2 separate regions of the Homo sapiens genome follow, and region 2 is linked to region 1. The links are chromatin loops, found by intact Hi-C in ENCODE. Cell type or tissue: HCT116. All regions are shown on one strand. Each heading gives the region's core, and the rest is flanking DNA. Links, peaks and the distances in the headings are about the cores only. Region 1 overlaps PAM (peptidylglycine alpha-amidating monooxygenase). Region 2 overlaps PPIP5K2 (diphosphoinositol pentakisphosphate kinase 2).

Region 1 (8,533 bases), core at 2,480-6,479:
ACCCCCAGCTAATTTTTGTATTTTTGGTAGAGATGGGGTTTCACCTTGTTGGCCAGGCTGGTCTCGAACTCCTGACCTCAAGTGATAGGCCTGTCTTGGCTTCCCAAAGTGCTGGGATTACAGGCATGAGCCACAGTGCCCAGCCAAAAACTAGTCATTTTTTAAGCTAGTTTTGTGCAAATCGCTGTGGTATGTATGTATTGACCAGTTTGCACGTTTCTTGTGTTACGATATGGACAAGATAGACCAGGATATGACAAAGAGAAACCCAGTTAAAGAATAAACCTAGCACTTGAGCTCAGAAGATGGTTAATTTAAAAAGAAAAACAATTAAGTTTTTTATAGTAAGATTGATAAGTTTGAGAAGAATGTATAGGAAAAAGTGTAATGGCCAGTACAGAAAAGACAGGGAAACCTGAATCCAGTCTAGTGAGCAGTTTGGAGGGCAACTGTCATTCTGACCGTCTCCTTCAAATCCCAGTTCAATTTCCTACCAGCTGTGCAGGTTAGTACTGTACCTTTTGTTTCCTCATATAAAATAAGGACAATAATAACAATTTAATAGAGATTAAACGTATTAAACCGTATAAAGCATTCAGCAAAGTGAATGGATCATGCTAAGCTCTCAAGAAATTTTAGCTGCTATTATTATTTTCTATAGTTTATATTGTTCTGAATATGTTAACTCTGTCAACAATTGGTAAGCAGCAAACGTCTCCATTTTTCTAGGACTGTCCCAGTTTATGCCTAGTATAAATATTATTAACACCCTTTTCCTTTTAAAAAGTATTCTAGTTTGAGAAACAAATTATATGGTCACCTTAGCAGGGAGTCCCAGAATAGAAATAGAAAATACCACCCAGAATATACCCAAGGATTTTAAATCATTCTACTGTAAAGACACATGCACACATGCGTTTATTGCAGCACTATTCCCAATAGCGAAGACTTGGAACCAACCCAAATGCCCATCAATGCTGCACTGGATAAAGAAAATGTGGCACATATACACCATGGACTACTATGCAGCCATAAAAAAGGATGAGTTCATGTCCTTTGCAGGGATATGGATGAAGCTGGAAATATCATTCTCAGCAAACTAACACAGGAACAGAAAACCAAACACTGCATGTTCTCACTCATAAGTGGGAGGTGAACAATGAGAACACTTGGGAACAGGGAGGGGAACATCACACACCAGTGCCTGTCGGGGGGTAGGGGGCTAGGGGAGGGATAGCATTAGGAGGAATACCTAATGTAGATGATGGGTTGATGGGTGCAGCAAACAACCATGGCACGTGGATACCTATGTAACAAACCTGCACATTCTGCACATGTATCCCAGAACTTAAAGTATAATAAAAAATGCCACAAATCAAAATCAAAGTTAGTCCAGTGGAAAAAAAAAAAAAGAAAAGAAAATACCACTCAGAAATATATAGCTGAACAGAGCTGTGGAAAAGGTAGCTATGGGGATATAACCCAGGAGTGTCCAAGGTGGGTAGGGTGCCATCAATCACACATCAGTTCCGTAGAGGTAGAGCCACTTTTAATACCATCCTAGACAGATTTTGTCATCCAGAGCAGAGATGGGGGTCCTTTCTGAGGAAGGAGAAGAGTCTTTCACTATGACAATCAAAAGATAAGATTCCCAAATGAGTACTGGTGGTAAGGAGGGAAAAGTTGATGTTGCAAATCAGCCTAGGTTGGACCTTGTGATTCACTGGTTAGAGAGAGAAGAACACAGTTTTCTGAGTTGATTTACTCAAAAAAGTGTCATCACTAAGAGAGACACTATTAAAAGGTTAAAATATGGCGAGAAGATTAAGAGCTCCATTTTAGACATTTTAAGTTCAAATGAGACAGACAGACATCCAAGTGGGATTTTCCAGAAGACAGTTTTGTAACACCAGTTTGGTGTTAGGAGAGCTCCAGGCTTGGTAGTCATGTGCCTGGAGGTGGTAGCTTAAGTTTTGTAAGTGACTGAGATCACTTAGTAGGAAGAGGCTTTAGCCAGGGGAAAAATGTTTCAGGGACAGACTTCCCAAAACACCAGCGTTTTTTACATGATGGACGGTAAAAAGAGGAAGCACAGATGATAGGTGGAGAAGACCTGTAAAGAACAACATTATAAGGAGAGAGGTTCTGAAGGGAACTTTCAACAGGGCTACAGCCTCCCAGTAGATCAAAATAAAGAGTCTATTAGCATTGGCAATTAGGATCCCTTACCTCTTGGAGAAGTCATACAACGGTGAAATAGGAAGTGGAAAGAAATGCATCCAATTTAGGGAGGGAAAAGGATGTAAGGAAGAATGAATCAGCAAGTAGCCCTGCACCATCCAATATGGTAAACACTAGGTGAAAATATTTATGTTTTGAATATAAATTAATTCAAAGTAAAAAATTAAAAATTAAGTTTCTCAGGTGCACTAGCCATTTACAAAGTACTCAGCCCCATGTGTCTGTCTAGCAGCTATTAGGTTGGACAGTGCAGACATAGATTACATCCATTATTACAGAAAATTCTTTTGGACAGTGTTGGAGCTTGTAAAGGAAGAGAGAAGATGGAAAAGCCTGAAGGATATGTTATGTTAGAGGAGAGTCTCTCCCCACCTCCACAACAACTCAAGCCCTAAGTGAGTGTATGTATAGCCTGTGAGTCAGATATGAGGTAAAGAAGTTGTATTTATTAATAAAAAAGAAAAGAGAGAAGACAGGAGAGGCTTTAGGGAATTCTGGAGGAATGGCATTCAGAACAGTGGAGTAGAGAGAGTTCTTTTTCCAAAGATACGCTAAAAGAGATGGAGAAGGTACAGATACAGCCTCCTTTGGCAAAGCCAGTAACCAATTAGCTGTAGTAGCCACAGTGACTTATTAAGAAAATAGAGGGCTAGGAACCTAAAAGGGCTTTTTTTTTAATTTTATTTTTTTTACTTATTTATTTTTTGAGACTGAGTCTCACTCTGTCTCCCGGGCTGGAGTGCAGTGGCGTGATCTCAGCTCACTGCAAACTCTGCCTCTGGGGTTCAAGCAATTCTCGTGCCTCCGCCTCCTAAGTAGCTGGGATTACAGGTGCCCACCACCACACCTGGCTAATTTTTGTATTTTTAGTAGAGATGGGGTTTCACCACGTAGGCCAGGCTGTTCTCAAACTCCTGACCTCAAGTAATCCGCCCGCCTTGGCTTCCCAGTGCTGGGATTACAGGCATGAGCCACCGTGCCCAGTCCTAAAAGGGCTTTTTGTTTTCTATTACAAAAATCCAAATGTTTGACTGGAAAAAGGAGCTGATTTTTAAAATATTATATAAACCACAGGTTGAAGCAGATGCATGTTGCAATTAGTTTGTTTTTTCAGTCAGTAATTATAATAGCTATAATTTAGTGACACCTACTTTATGATATGTACTGGACTGGGTATTTTAATATTAGCTGTCTTCTTTAAATCTACAAAGTAATTTCTAAAGGTTATTGTCACTATCTTTATTAAGTTAAGTAGAATTTACTTAAAGGCACAAAGTAGAATTATTTCTTAGGGGCACAGAAATAGGGTTTGATGTGTATTTGAATTGAGGAGTTGCCATACAGGGAAAGACCAGAGTGCTATAGGTGCACCCAGCAGAGACCCCTGAGTTGAATTGTCAAGAAAGGCTTTTTTGATGTGACACCTAAGATCTGAAAGTTGAGGAGCTAGTTTATTAGTGGGGAGGGAGTGGTCCAGGCAGAAGAAACAATATCTTCTTAGAGTTGATATTCAAGGAAATGAAAAGCCAATATGAGTGGAACATAAACTGAAAAGAAAAAGGAAACATTGAGAGATGACACAGGGGTCAGGACCACCAACTTGCTTTATTTATGTTCTACTCCATCTGTTATATTCATTAGATGTATTTTCTAAATAAACATCTTAATGTGACTAAGAAAATTGGTTAACATTTCAGGATTCCATATTATATCTAGTACACTAGAAGAGGAAAAAACTCTTTCTGGTTTGCACATAGGAATGTAAGAGATAGCCATCTAGTGGTCTCTCTCTCATGTAACAAGATGTTTGTACAGATTCTGCTCTGAAACTTTATTCTGGCAAGGCCTGTGCAACTGTGTGCAGCCAAGCCTGTTGCATTATTTTAACAATTTTTGCTTTCCTAACCCAATAACAATTTTAAATGATAAATTCACATGAACTGGAGTGCTCTACCTTTGGTATTTTATCACAGCTTTTAGATTTCCTCTTACAAACCTGAATGACTATGCATAGTTCTGAACCTGTCTTCCTCCATCAAGATTACCCTAAACACAGAGGTTGCAGTGAGCCAAGATTGTGCCACTGTACTCCAGCCTGAGCGAAAGAGAGAGACCCTGTCTCAATAACAATAATAGCTTAAACATATGGATTCAAGTTTTTATTTAATTTTAATTTTTTTTGAGATGAGGTCTGTCTCTGTCACTCAGGCTGGAGTACCGTGGCGTGATCATAGCTCACTGCAGCCTTGAACTCCTGAGCTCAAGCAGTCCTCCCACTTTAGCCTCCCAAGTGGTGAGGACTATAATTGAATGCCACCACACCCAGCTAATTTTTTTATTTCTTAGAGAGATAGGGTCTCACTCTGTTGCCCAGGCTGGTCTCGAGCTCCTGGGCTCAAGCGATCCTCCTGCCTGGGCCTCCCAAAGTGCTGGGATTACAAATGTAAGCCTCCACTCCCAGCCTCAAGTTTTTAAATAATGGTTTATCTCTCCCTGAAATACTCTTGTATTTTATTTCCTAAATAAGACGTTTCATTGTACAAGCATATGAAACTATTTATATTTAATGTGTGGTACACGAGAATTTAGCAGTAATGAACTGTATTAATTTTTCTTCTGTGAGGCAGAATGCCACTGTGCCCTAACAGATTTGGTTGACTTATAATTTGCTTTGTTTATTTTACTGAGATTGGCCCTATTACTTGGTAATTATTTTCTGATTGAAGATTTCACCTGGGATAAGCTGATTTCACTGGCAAGAATTGAAAACCTACTTTGAAACATTAAACCAAGACTATTTGTAAACATGACAGAATCTCTTAGCATCATTTTGGAAAGACTTCATCTCCCCTTGCACCACTTTCTTAATAATATATTCTTCAGTGAAATACATCATGGCTAAACCAGTTATCATTTTCATTTCCTAATGGTCATGAAAAGAGATTTTATAAATGTTTTCTAATTGTGCTGTAAATGTAATTAAAACGTAAGCAACAGGACTCCATAGTCGTAAGTAATTTCATCATTAGCAGCACCTAGTATAGGATGAGGAAAAGGAAGAACTGGTGGTTGCCCTTGGGTTTGGTGTAGGAGAGCAGATTTGTGTTTTCATTGAGAATATGTTTACCATTCACACAGTTGATATAAATGGATTTGAAGTCATCGTGGAAATGATGAGGGTTAAAATACTTCATGAACTTTCTGTAGTCATATTTTGTATATGTGATAATATTTTACAAATAATTTGCTTTCATAGAATTGGAGTCTCATACCCAAGTTTACTCCTTAATACAGGAAGGCATAGAATGCATTTTAGTGATGAATCACCCTAATGATATCAGTTTATTAAAATCTTTTCCTTTGTTTGAAGCTGATTTAAAAGTATCCTTTGCTCAAAAAATTATTTTTCTCACTTGCTCATTTTTTGTTTAAGAGGAACAACTAGAGCTTACAGTAGCACTGCTAACAAAATAATAATAAAATTTAGGTTTCCCAGTTGTCAAATGGATACGTATTTACTTGTGTTTTACAGGAAATGTATATTTCCTGCTCAAGAAATGTATATTTCATTTCTTGTGGCTTGCACTTCAATAGGTTTTAAAGGACAACTGCAAAGAGTTTCTTGTGCAGATAGCTGTTATCTAATGTAGCTATTGATGATATTTTATTTTAGAAATCTGATGAGCTCTTAATTTCCGTATCAAACTATACTTTGAAAACCATTTATTGAAATGTGCCATGCAATTACATAAGCATTATTTTTTCTACTAATATGTCAATAGATGTTATACATAAAGAAATAGATGATATATGAAATAAAGTATTTCATCGGTCTAGGAATTTTTCTTTTTTTTCCTCCTATGCTTAAAAGTCTGAGTGCAAACTTCTCTCTTATTTATTATGAGAAATGAGTAGATATTTTTTAAAGCACCAAATTTTGTAAATTTTGCAATCTTATCTACCCTCCACGCCCTTATCTCTTCTCTTTTTTCCACAGGTGATTTCTATTCACTACTTTCCAAGCTGCTAGGAGAAAGGGAAGATGTTGTTCATGTGCACAAATATAATCCTACAGAAAAGGCAGAATCAGAGTCAGACCTGGTAGCTGAGATTGCAAATGTAGTCCAAAAAAAGGATCTTGGTCGATCTGATGCCAGAGAGGGTGCAGAACATGAGAGGGGTAATGCTATTCTTGTCAGAGACAGAATTCACAAATTCCACAGACTAGTATCTACCTTGAGGCCACCAGAGAGCAGAGTTTTCTCATTACAGCAGCCCCCACCTGGTGAAGGCACCTGGGAACCAGAACACACAGGAGGTGCGTGTAGGGTTTCTTTTAAGCAGTAAAGTGTGAAATGCTACAATCCACGTTAGCAAAACCTGAAGGGAATAAGAATTAATGGGTGAAAAAATTCATCAATGAAAAGGACTTATCATTAGAAAAAAATTACTCAGATTTGGGCTATCAGATAACATCTTTGAAGATTTTTTTTTGTTTTGGTTTTGGTCTATTACTGCATAAATTTAGTGTCTGTTCTATTGGTGAGCCAGAACTACAAGGACCAAAAAATATTTGGATCATTTGGGGAAAGGAGGCATATGAAATTCAGGATAAAAATTCTTACAATTGAATATTTTTCATTTTGCTCAATGGAAATACATTGAAAATTTAAAACCTGATATGTAAAGTCCCAGTTTAAGAAATGCTCATATACTGTCTCCTTGTAAGGTAATTAAATTCCTCTCAAATGAATCTTACACTTTCAACATTCTCATCCAGTTGACTTGTAAAATATAACCATTTTTATGATTTTGATTTCTTAAGTTTCATTATAAATTACAATCTTAATTGGAAAGTTGAGTATTTCTGAAGGGACCTCTACTAAGTCAATAACTATCAGATTTATCTTTATTTCTAGCCCAAATAGGCTTCCATAAGTAGAGGAAAATACCTTATTCCCTTCAGGTTTCCGTACCAGCAAGCTATGGATGCCTCATCTTTGTCTTTAATTGTGTTGTGGCCTCTGTGATATTGATTGCGTTTCATGTTACTTGCTAATGTGGAAAGCCAGATAATACAGCATGTGGAGATAATCTCCAAAAAAGTAACGGATATGCGTGCATGGCAGCTGTCCATGTGTGGGTTGGAATGGCACAGGCTGCCAGCTTGATGTTTTCAAATTCAGCTTTGTAGGAGGCCATAAATTATTCAACACCCAGCTGATTTTTATTTATAATTGAAAAAAAATTAGCATGCAGTGCCTTTTGTTCACATGAGAGTTTCAAAGCATAGTCCATTGGTACTGGCCTAATGGTTTCTGTGAGATGTTAACTGGAACCTGGATTTTTAACTTTTCATGTTTAAACAGGATCAGCCCTGCTCTAACTCATTCTGGATTTGACAAATAAAACTATGTTTCTCATGAGGTGGTCCCTGGACCTCCTTGCCTCAGAATCACCTAGGATGCGTAAGAAAAATTTAGACCCTGAATCCTATCAAAGAACAACTGAATCAGCATTTCTGAGTATGATGCCTAGAAATTTGCAGTTTATCATGCCCCTATCCATTTCAAAACACACAGGAATGTCTGCCTGAACTTATATTTTAAGGACAGTGAATTGTAACCCAGACAACATGGAAATATAAAAGGGAAAAGAGCCTCTTTGGTGGGAATACAATTGTGTTCATGTGTGAAATGTGAGTTGCAGCATGCTTTATTTATTCCATGACTTGTCTTTGTTATTCTTAGATTTGAAATGATATCATGGTCATTTGTAGGCATCAAGAGTGTCAGTGTCCCAGTCAGAATTTGACTTAAGATATTGCATTTCTGAAACTTACTCAGTTTTTCTACGAAATAAATCCTTAAAATACCCAAGTGCATGTACTTGGCAAATATCCTCATACTTTCCAAAGTGGTCAAATGGTAGTGCTCAAGAGAAAAATGCTTCTCTAGTATCTGTTTAGGGAAATTTCCTTCCTGTGAATGTCACTGACGTGAATAACATGAGTCATAGAAACATACAGCACAACTGCAAATTAATAAAGGAACATGTATTTCCTTTCTAAAATAATTTAATGTTATTTCCCTACTCTAATTACAAAAACTTTTAAAAAATAAAATGCAAAACAGAAAAACTCATATTTAGGTAAGCTGTTTCTAAAAGGCTTTTTCTTAATTCTCTTTCACCATTTACTGTAATGCAGTGTAATATCTAACTTTAATCGATGCTGTTTCATTCCTTTGGGTAAGCCAGAGGAAAACCTATCCTCAGGAAGCTTCCATTTTGT
Region 2 (8,533 bases), core at 2,358-6,357, 170 kb after region 1:
GAGATGGAACCAGGATTTGAACGCTGGTTTATGTCTTTAACTGTTACGGTATACAACTGATGATGTGTATTGATGGATAAAATTGGAGACTTTGTGTCAATTTTTTTTTTCCCCCTGGAGGACAGGGTCTTGCTGTGTCAACTAGGCTGGAGTGCAGTGGTATAGTCATAGCTCCCTGTAACCTCAAACTCTTGGGCTCAAGTGATCCTCCCACCTCAGCCTCCTGAAGGATAGAACTACAGGTTGCACCACTACCCTCAGCTGATTCTTTTGAATTTTTTGTAGAGATGGGATCTTGCTATGTTGCCCAGGCTGGTGTTGAATTCCTGGCATCAAGCACTCCTCCCAACTCGGCCTCCCAAAGTACTGGGACAGGCAAGAGCCACTGCACCTGGCATTAGTGCCAATATAGAGAATAAAATACAATCATTAAAATTTTTTAGATTTTGGGGGAGGGGACCTGTTCTTCACTATATCTACTATTTGATTTGTTTTCATTGTAATTAGTACTTTTACCAGTCTACAAGTTTTAGGGACTTAATTTCTAATATTTTAATGTTGACCTAGCAATAGCATGATTCTGCTCATATATTTTGAGCATATATGTCATATATGAATTAAGTTTTGCTTCTGTAGCTTTTTTTTTTTTTTTTTTTTTGAGATGGAGTCTTGCTCTGTTGCCCAGGCTGGAGTACAATGGCACGATCTCCACTCACCGCAACCTCCACCTCCTGGATTTGAGTGATTCTCCTGCTTCAGCCTCCTAAGTATCTGGGATTACAGGTGTGCGCCACCACACCTGGCTAATTTTTTGTAATTTTAGTAGAGATGGGGTTTCACCCTGTTGGCCAGGCTGGTCTCGAACTCCTGACCTCAGGTGATCCACCTGCCTCGGCCTCCCAAAGTGCTGGGATTATAGGCGTGTGCCCCCATGCCTGGCCCACTGTTTTTAAAGGCACATAAGTCTTTGAATATCAGCTAATTTATGTGTGTAGGCATCAAAATATCTAAGTGAAAAGAAGAGATGTTGAATACATTTTTTAAAAATCACCAGGTGATTCTGATACACCCATGTTATTTACATATAGATTTCTCTTTGTGTATGAGGTGAATCTTACCTTATTTCAGGTGACTGACTAGTCAGACCTTCACTCACATGTCAGTGCTCCAAATTTGGTTATATAACCACTGGTTTGTTGTGCCTTAATCAAATTATGAAAAAATAAGATTTAATATATAAGTTAAATCAAGGTTTATGTATATATTCCATACCTTTTATAGAAGGGTGTTATGTGTTAATGAAATGAATCTTTTATGGGAGGTGGCATCAATTCAAGTTAATAAAGTATAGATGCTTATCTTGAGATAATACAGAATATGTTAATAATATGTGTTCTTAGGATTTCCACTGGACAAAGCGGTTGCCTATGCAAAACTCAGGAATCCATTTGTAATCAATGACTTGAATATGCAGTATCTCATACAAGATAGGTGAGTGGTGAAGTTGGCTGAATTAAGGGAAGGAAAAATAACATTAATTTAGTACCTACTGTACACTGACATGGCATCAGGTGTTTTTGCATTATTAATTCATTGTACTTTCAAAATAATACTCAGAAATAGTTATTTATTACCTAATTTTACAGATGAGGAATCTTGATAATTAGGAAGATTGATTAATCTACCCAAAGTCACAAGTTCCCCACGTAGTAGGACAAAGACTTAACCGAGATTGTTTAATTTCCAGAGCCTACTAAACCATTCAAACTTATGAGCACTTTTTCTGTCATGGGACTGATGATGAAATTAGGACTTTACTCATTATAACTAGATTTTTTTTTTTTTTTTTGAGATGGAGTCTGGCTCTGTCGCCCAGTCTGGAGTGCAGTGGCGGGATCTCAGCTCACTGCAAGCTCCCCCTCCCGGGTTCCCGCCATTCTCCTGCCTCAGCCTCCCGAGTAGCTGGGATTACAGGCGCCCGCCACCACGCCCAGCTAATTTTTTGTATTTTTAGTAGAGACAGGGTTTCACCGTGTTAGCCAGGATGGTCTCGATCTCCTGACCTTGTGATCCGCCTGCCTCGGCCTCCCAAAGTGCTGGGATTATAGGTGTGAGCCACCGCACCCGGCCTATAACTAGATTTTTTAAATGGTAAAGTATACCTATTTTGAAAAATATTATACTGTATATCTTAGCATTCATTTAACAGGTAAAAAGCATGGATTTCTAATAAATTATAAAATATGAGTGTATTTATGTATTTCATTCAATCAATGTTTCACTCCTATAGCTATTCTCATAATCTCACCAGCATTCTATTTTCTTGTTTTACCATTACAATATGAGATTTTATGTGTATGAAAAATGCTTTGTAAATATGAGACCTTATGGTTTTTTCACTTTATTTTTTTCTATTCTTCCAGAGAGTAACATTATTAATATCTAAAATTTAAAACATTTTCTCTACATTTACATATTAATTCATATATATGTGTTTTTATATATACAGCTATAGCTATAGAAATGTATGTTCGTTTTAAATGGTTTGAAAAGTAAAAGCGTACCGAAAGCCATTTAATCGTCACTGTATCTATCATATTTTTTTCCTATAGAAAACAATACATACATAACAATCACATTTTACCAAATTAGAATCACTTTTCTCTAGTATGCTGTGAACATTTCTCCATGTCATTAAATACTATTTAAGCATAAGGCTTTTAATGCTTAGGTAATGTTCTATCATTGTGATAATATCAACTTTATTCAGCCATTTTTAAAATACATTTATGTTCTCAGTTTTAATAATTAGTTTCTCAATAAGCTAGAAAAGAATTGTGCATAAATTTGTGTTCTTATTGCTGAATATTTCCTCAGAATACCTTTTTTGAATATTCGAAGTGACATTTGTTTATTTAAAAAATAAAAAGTGTTGAGATATATACCCTTTTTAGTTATAGAACAACAATAATGTCTTTTAAGAAAACTACAATAATATATTCATTGTGAAATGGAGCAATAAAACAATAAGGATGTTTCCCTTTTTCTTCAGGAGAGAAGTATATAGTATTCTTCAAGCTGAAGGTATTTTACTTCCTCGTTATGCTATTTTGAACCGTGACCCAAATAATCCCAAAGGTAAGAGTAAGAGATTTTAGGTAAGCTTCCTTTGCCACTTGACATACTTTTGGGCCACATTCTTACAATAATTAACTGGAAGGAATTTAAAGAATTCATAGTATTCTATTCCATTTTAAAAAATAATCTAAACAGACAAACATATTCAATTAAAAGGTGACACTGAGTTAAAAGGCTACCTAATAATTTAGGAATTATTTATCCTTCTCTTCTTTGGCCTACTTTTGACATATCTCTAAGAATCATGAGTTAGAATTTTGAAATTACATACAAGTAAATGTGTATTGATTAAAGGTGAACAAGTGATTTATCTATGACTATTGAATTAAGTATTAGAAACTTCATGCTACAATGCCAAAAACTAAATACTGGCCAAGAATTTGGAAATACAGTTGGCCCTGGAACAGCATGTGTTTGAACTGTGCTGGTCTGCTTATTCATGGAATAAACATGAATTGAAAATACGGAATTCGTGGGTCCCACATATACTGATAGCCAACTTTTCATTTACATGGATTCTGCAGAGCCAACTGTGGGACTTGAGTATGTGAAGATTTTGGTATACGAGGGGGTTCCTGGAACCAGTCACCGCGTATGACAAGGGGCAACAGTACTTCTAAGTATTTATTAATATTTTAAAGCACTGTTTGCTCCTTTTTTTCTGGTTATCTAAAACATAGCATGGAAGCTATACCTAACTTAGTCACAAGGCAAAATACGTGTTTGTCTTGAGTTAACATTTCTGTTCACACTTAGTATTGTGGGGAATTTTGATGAATTTATCATACCTTAAACCATCTTTTATTAAAAACTAGGGGGGAGGCAGAACAAGATGGCCAAATATACCCTCCAGTGATTGTCCCACTCCCCACAGGAACACCAAATTATAAACTAGCCATGCAAGAATGCACCTTCATAAGAACCAAAAAATTAGTCCACCAAGGTGGTGCCTCTAGGAGTCAGCAAGAGTTTGTAGCATTCCTGGACTTAGGGCGCCCCCTAGTGCTAATACAGCTGCAGTGACCTCAGGCTTAGATCATAACACTTAGTCTTTTTTGAATATGTGGAAAGCTTTCTCAAGAAGGATGGATACAAACAAGCCCAAACGGTGAAGACTGAAATAAATACCTAACTTGTAAATACCCAGACATCAGTGAATGTCTACAAGCATCAAGAACATCCAGAAAAATGTGACCTCACCAAACAAACTAAATAAGGTACCAGTTACCAATCCTGGAGTGATGGAGATATGTGACCTTTCAGACAGAGAATTCAAAATAGCTGTCCTGAGGAAGCTCAAGAACTTCAGTGTAACATGGAGAAGGAATCAGAATTGTATCATGAGAAATTAACAAGGAGATTGAAATAATTCAAAACAAGCCAAAATTCTGGAACTGAAAAATTCAGTTGACAAACTGAAATATATATCAAAGCCTCTCAACAGCAAAGTGGATCAAGTAGAAGAATTAGTGAGCTTGAAAACTGGCTATGTGAAAATCCATAGCCAGAGGAGAAAGAGAGGAAAAGAATGAAACACACTTACAGGACTAAAGAGACCTGAGAGAGGAGCTTGAACAAACTTCCCAGGTAGCACTTTTCATCTTTTTAGCCCACTCCTTTCTTCGTTTTTCTTTAAGAACTTTGGGACCTACGTAGTTAATAAGGGGAAGGGAAAATGTTAAAAAAAAAAAAAAAAATCTTAAAAATAGCCTCAAAGGGACAAATCCAAGAATTAGTGCTCTTAAAGAGAACATAGATCATGGTAGAAAGTTTATTGAAATAAGCAATAACAGAACTTTCCAAACCTAAAGAAAGATACGAATATGCATAGGTCATAGAAGAATATGAAGATTTAACCCAAATAAGACTATCTCAAGGCATATATTAATTAAACTCTCAAAGGTCAAGGATAAACAAAGATCCTTAAAGCACCCAGAGAATAGATGTATATAACATGTAAAGAAGCTCTGATACAACTGGCAGCTGACATCTAAGCAGAAAGCTTATAGGCTAGGAGAGAGTGTGATGGCATTCAAAGTGTTGAAGGAAAAACAAAACTTCCAACCTAGAATATTCTATTCAGCAAAATTATCCTTCAGGCCGGGCGCGGTGGCTCACGCCTGTAATCCCAGCACTTTGGGAGGCCGAGGCGGGCGGATCACGAGGTCAGGAGATCGAGACCACGGTGAAACCCCGTCTCTACTAAAAATACAAAAAATTAGCCGGGCGCAGTGGCGGGCGCCTGTAGTCCCAGCTACTCGGGAGGCTGAGGCAGGAGAATGGCGTGAACCCGGAAGGCGGAGCTTGCAGTGAGCGGAGATCGCGCCACAGCACTCCCGCCTGGGCGACAGAACGAGACTCCGTCTCAAAAAAAAAAAAAAAAAAAAATTATCCTTCAAACATGAAGACATAATATACTTTACTAAACAGAAACTGAGGGATTCATGAATTACCAGTATCATGGAATTTTTCTGTCCTTATAGGACAGGATAGGAAAAAGATCTTACAGATCTTTTACAGGAAATGCTAAAAGGAGTTCATCAATCTGATAGAAAAAGACGTTAAAAATAAGAAATCATCTGGGCCGGGTGCAGTGGCTCACGTCTGTAATCCCAACACTTTGGGAGGCCGAGGTGGGTGGATCACGAGGTCAGGAGATCGAGACCATCCTAGCTAACGTGGTGAAACCCCGTCTTGTGTCCGGAATTGGTGGGTTCTTGGTCTCACTAATTTCAAGAATGAAGCCGCAGACCCTCGCGGTGAGTGTTACAGCTCTTAAGGTGGCACGTCTGGAGTCTGTCCCTTCCGATGTTCAGATGTGTTTGGAGTTTCTTCCTTCTGGTGGGTTCGTGGTCTCGCTGGCTCAGGAGTGAAGCTGCAGACCTTCGCGGTGAGTGTTACAGCTCTTAAGGTAGCGCGTCTGGAGTTGTTCGTTCCTCCCGGTGGGCTCTTGGTCTTGCTGGGCTCAGGTGTGAAGCTGCAGATCTTCGCGGTGAGTGTTACAGCTCGGGCAGCCTGCTTTTATTCTCTTATCTGGCCCCACCCACATCCTGCTGATTGGTAGAGCCGAGTGGCCTGTTTTGTCAGGGCACTGATGGGTGCGTTTACAATCCCTGAGCTAGATACAAAGGTTCTCCACGTCCCCATCAGATTAGTTAGATACAGAGTTTCGACACACAGGTTCTCCAAGGCCCCACCAGAGCAGCTAGATGCAGAGTGTCGATTGGTGCATTCACAAACCTTGAGCTAAACACAGGGTGCTGATTGGTGTGTTTACAAACCTTGAGCTAGATACAGAGTGCCGATTGGAGTATTTACAATCCCTGAGCTAGAAATAAAGGTTCTCCAAGGCCCCACCAGAGAGCTAGATACAGAGTGTAGATTGGTGCACTCACAAACCTTGAGCTAAACACAGGGTGCTGATTGGTGTATTTACAATCCCTGAGCTAGACATAAGGACTCTCCACCTCCCCACCAGACTCAGGAGCCCAGCTGGCTTCACCCAGTGGATCCCGCACCAGGGCTGCAGGTGGAGCTGCCTGCCAGTCACGCGCCGTGTGCTCGCACTCCTCAGCCCTTGGGTGGTCGATGGGACTGGGCGCCGTGGAGCAGGGGGTGGTGCTCGTTGGGGAGGCTCGGGCCGCACAGGAGCCCATGGAGTGGGTGGGAGGCTCAGGCATAGCAGGCTGCAGGTCCCGAGCCCTGCCCTGCGGGAAGGCAGCTAAGGCTCGGTGAGAAATCCAGCGCAGCGCCGGTGGGCTGGCACTGCCGGGGGACCCAGTACACCCTCCGCAGCCACTGGCCCGGGTGCTAAGTCCCTCATTGTCCAGGGCCAGGCTGGCCGGCTGCTCCGAGTGCGGGGCCCGCCAAGCCCAAGCCCACGCCCACCCAGAACTCCAGCTGGCCCGCAAGCACCGCCCCGCAGCCCCAGTTCCCGCTCGCGCCTCTCCCTCCACATCTCCCTGCAACCTGAGGGAGTGGGCTCCAGCCTTGGCCAGCCCAGAAAGGGGCTCCCACAGTGCAGCGGCGGGACGAAGGGCTCCTCAAGCGCCGCCAAAGTGGAAGCCCAGGCAGAGGAGGCGCCAAGAGCGAGCGAGGGCTGTGAGGACTGCTAGCACGCTGTCACCTCTCAGTCTCTACTAAAAATACAAAAAAAATTAGCCGGGTGTGGTGGCGGGCGCCTGTAGTCCCAGCTACTCGGGAGGCTGAGGCAGGAGAATGGCATGAACCCAGGAGGCGGAGCTTGCAGTGAGCCAAGATGGCGCCACTGCACTCCAGCCTGGGCGAGTGAGCAAGACTCCGTCTCAAAAAAAAAAAAAAAATTCAAGAAATCATCTGAATGTGTAAAACTCACTGGTAATAGCAAGTACACAGATAAATACATAATACTCTAACACTGTCATTGTGGTGTACAAACCTCTTATATATTTCATAAGAAGACTAAAAGGCAAACCTGTCAGAAATAATAACTACAACAACTTTTTACGAGTATAGAAACATAAAAATAGAGACAACAAAAAGTCAAAACATGGATGGGGGGAAATGGAGTTAAAATGTAGAGTTTTTAAAATTTTCTTTTTATTTTCTTTGTAATCAGAGTTAAGTTGTCATCAATTTAAAATAATTGTAATAAAATGTTATTTGTAAGCCTTATGGTAATCACAAAACAAAAACCTGTAACAGATACACAAAAAATAAAAAGAAATTAAAACATACTACCAGAGAGAATTACATATGTGTAGTATTTGAGATAGGGTCTTGCTCTTCACCCATGTTAGAGTGAAGTGGCGTGATCACTTTTCACTGTAGCCTCGACTCCCAAGTGATTCTCGCACTTCAGCTTCCTGAGTAGCTGGGACTACAAGCACAAGCCACCAGACCCAAGTAATTATTTTTTGTAGAGACAGGATCTCACTGTGTAGCCCAGGCTGGTTTCAAAACTCCTTGGCTCATGTGATCCTCCTGTCTCAGACTCCAGAAGTGCTGGGGACCATCATGCCCCGGCAGAAAATCACTTTGCCACAAAGGAAGATAGGTCAGGAAGGAAGGAAGGGAGGACAAAATAATGGAAACCTCAGAAAACAAATGCCAAAATAGCAGAAGCAAGTCTTTACCTATCAGTAATAACGTGAATGCAAATGAGCTGAATTCTTGCAACAAAACACTTAGAGTTGCTAAATGGATTAAAAAATAAGATCCAACTCTATACTCTCTACATATGATCATTTCAATTGATGGAGAAAAAGCATTTGATAAAATTAAACATCCCTTCATGATAAAATCTCTCAAAAAACTGGGTATGGAATGAACTTACCTCTATGTGATAAAAGCGCTATATGACAAACCCACAGCTAACATTATACTGAACAGGGAAAAGGTGAAAATATTTCCTCTA

Evidence for each region. Hi-C counts contacts between places; a loop is a spot of excess contacts. Peaks named below come from ENCODE experiments on the same cell type or tissue, not always from the same donor. Only the 100,000 strongest peaks of a DNase experiment are listed, where the experiment ranks them.
Region 2: it touches region 1 in a loop (4-fold over the local background); 14 of 110 quality-filtered maps call a loop at or near these places.

The regions. Positions count from the first base shown.
Region 1 is chr5:102,967,878-102,976,410 of GRCh38, forward strand. PAM (peptidylglycine alpha-amidating monooxygenase) reads left to right here. Exons shown (of 26, transcript NM_001177306.2): 15 at 6,239-6,559. Among named protein-coding and RNA genes, the nearest start is that of GIN1, 150 kb to the right of the region's middle. In HCT116, for the core only: CTCF peaks have their summits at 4,018 (motif pointing left), 4,219 and 6,458 (motif pointing right); a DNase peak (open chromatin) is centred at 3,984; H3K27ac peaks cover 764 bases.
Region 2 is chr5:103,135,332-103,143,864 of GRCh38, forward strand. It overlaps PPIP5K2 (diphosphoinositol pentakisphosphate kinase 2), which reads left to right. Exons shown (of 31, transcript NM_001276277.3): 4 at 1,401-1,491; 5 at 3,053-3,138. Among named protein-coding and RNA genes, the nearest start is that of PPIP5K2, 19 kb to the left of the region's middle. RefSeq lists an enhancer at 6,396-6,897. In HCT116, for the core only: a CTCF peak has its summit at 4,144 (motif pointing left); a DNase peak (open chromatin) is centred at 4,110.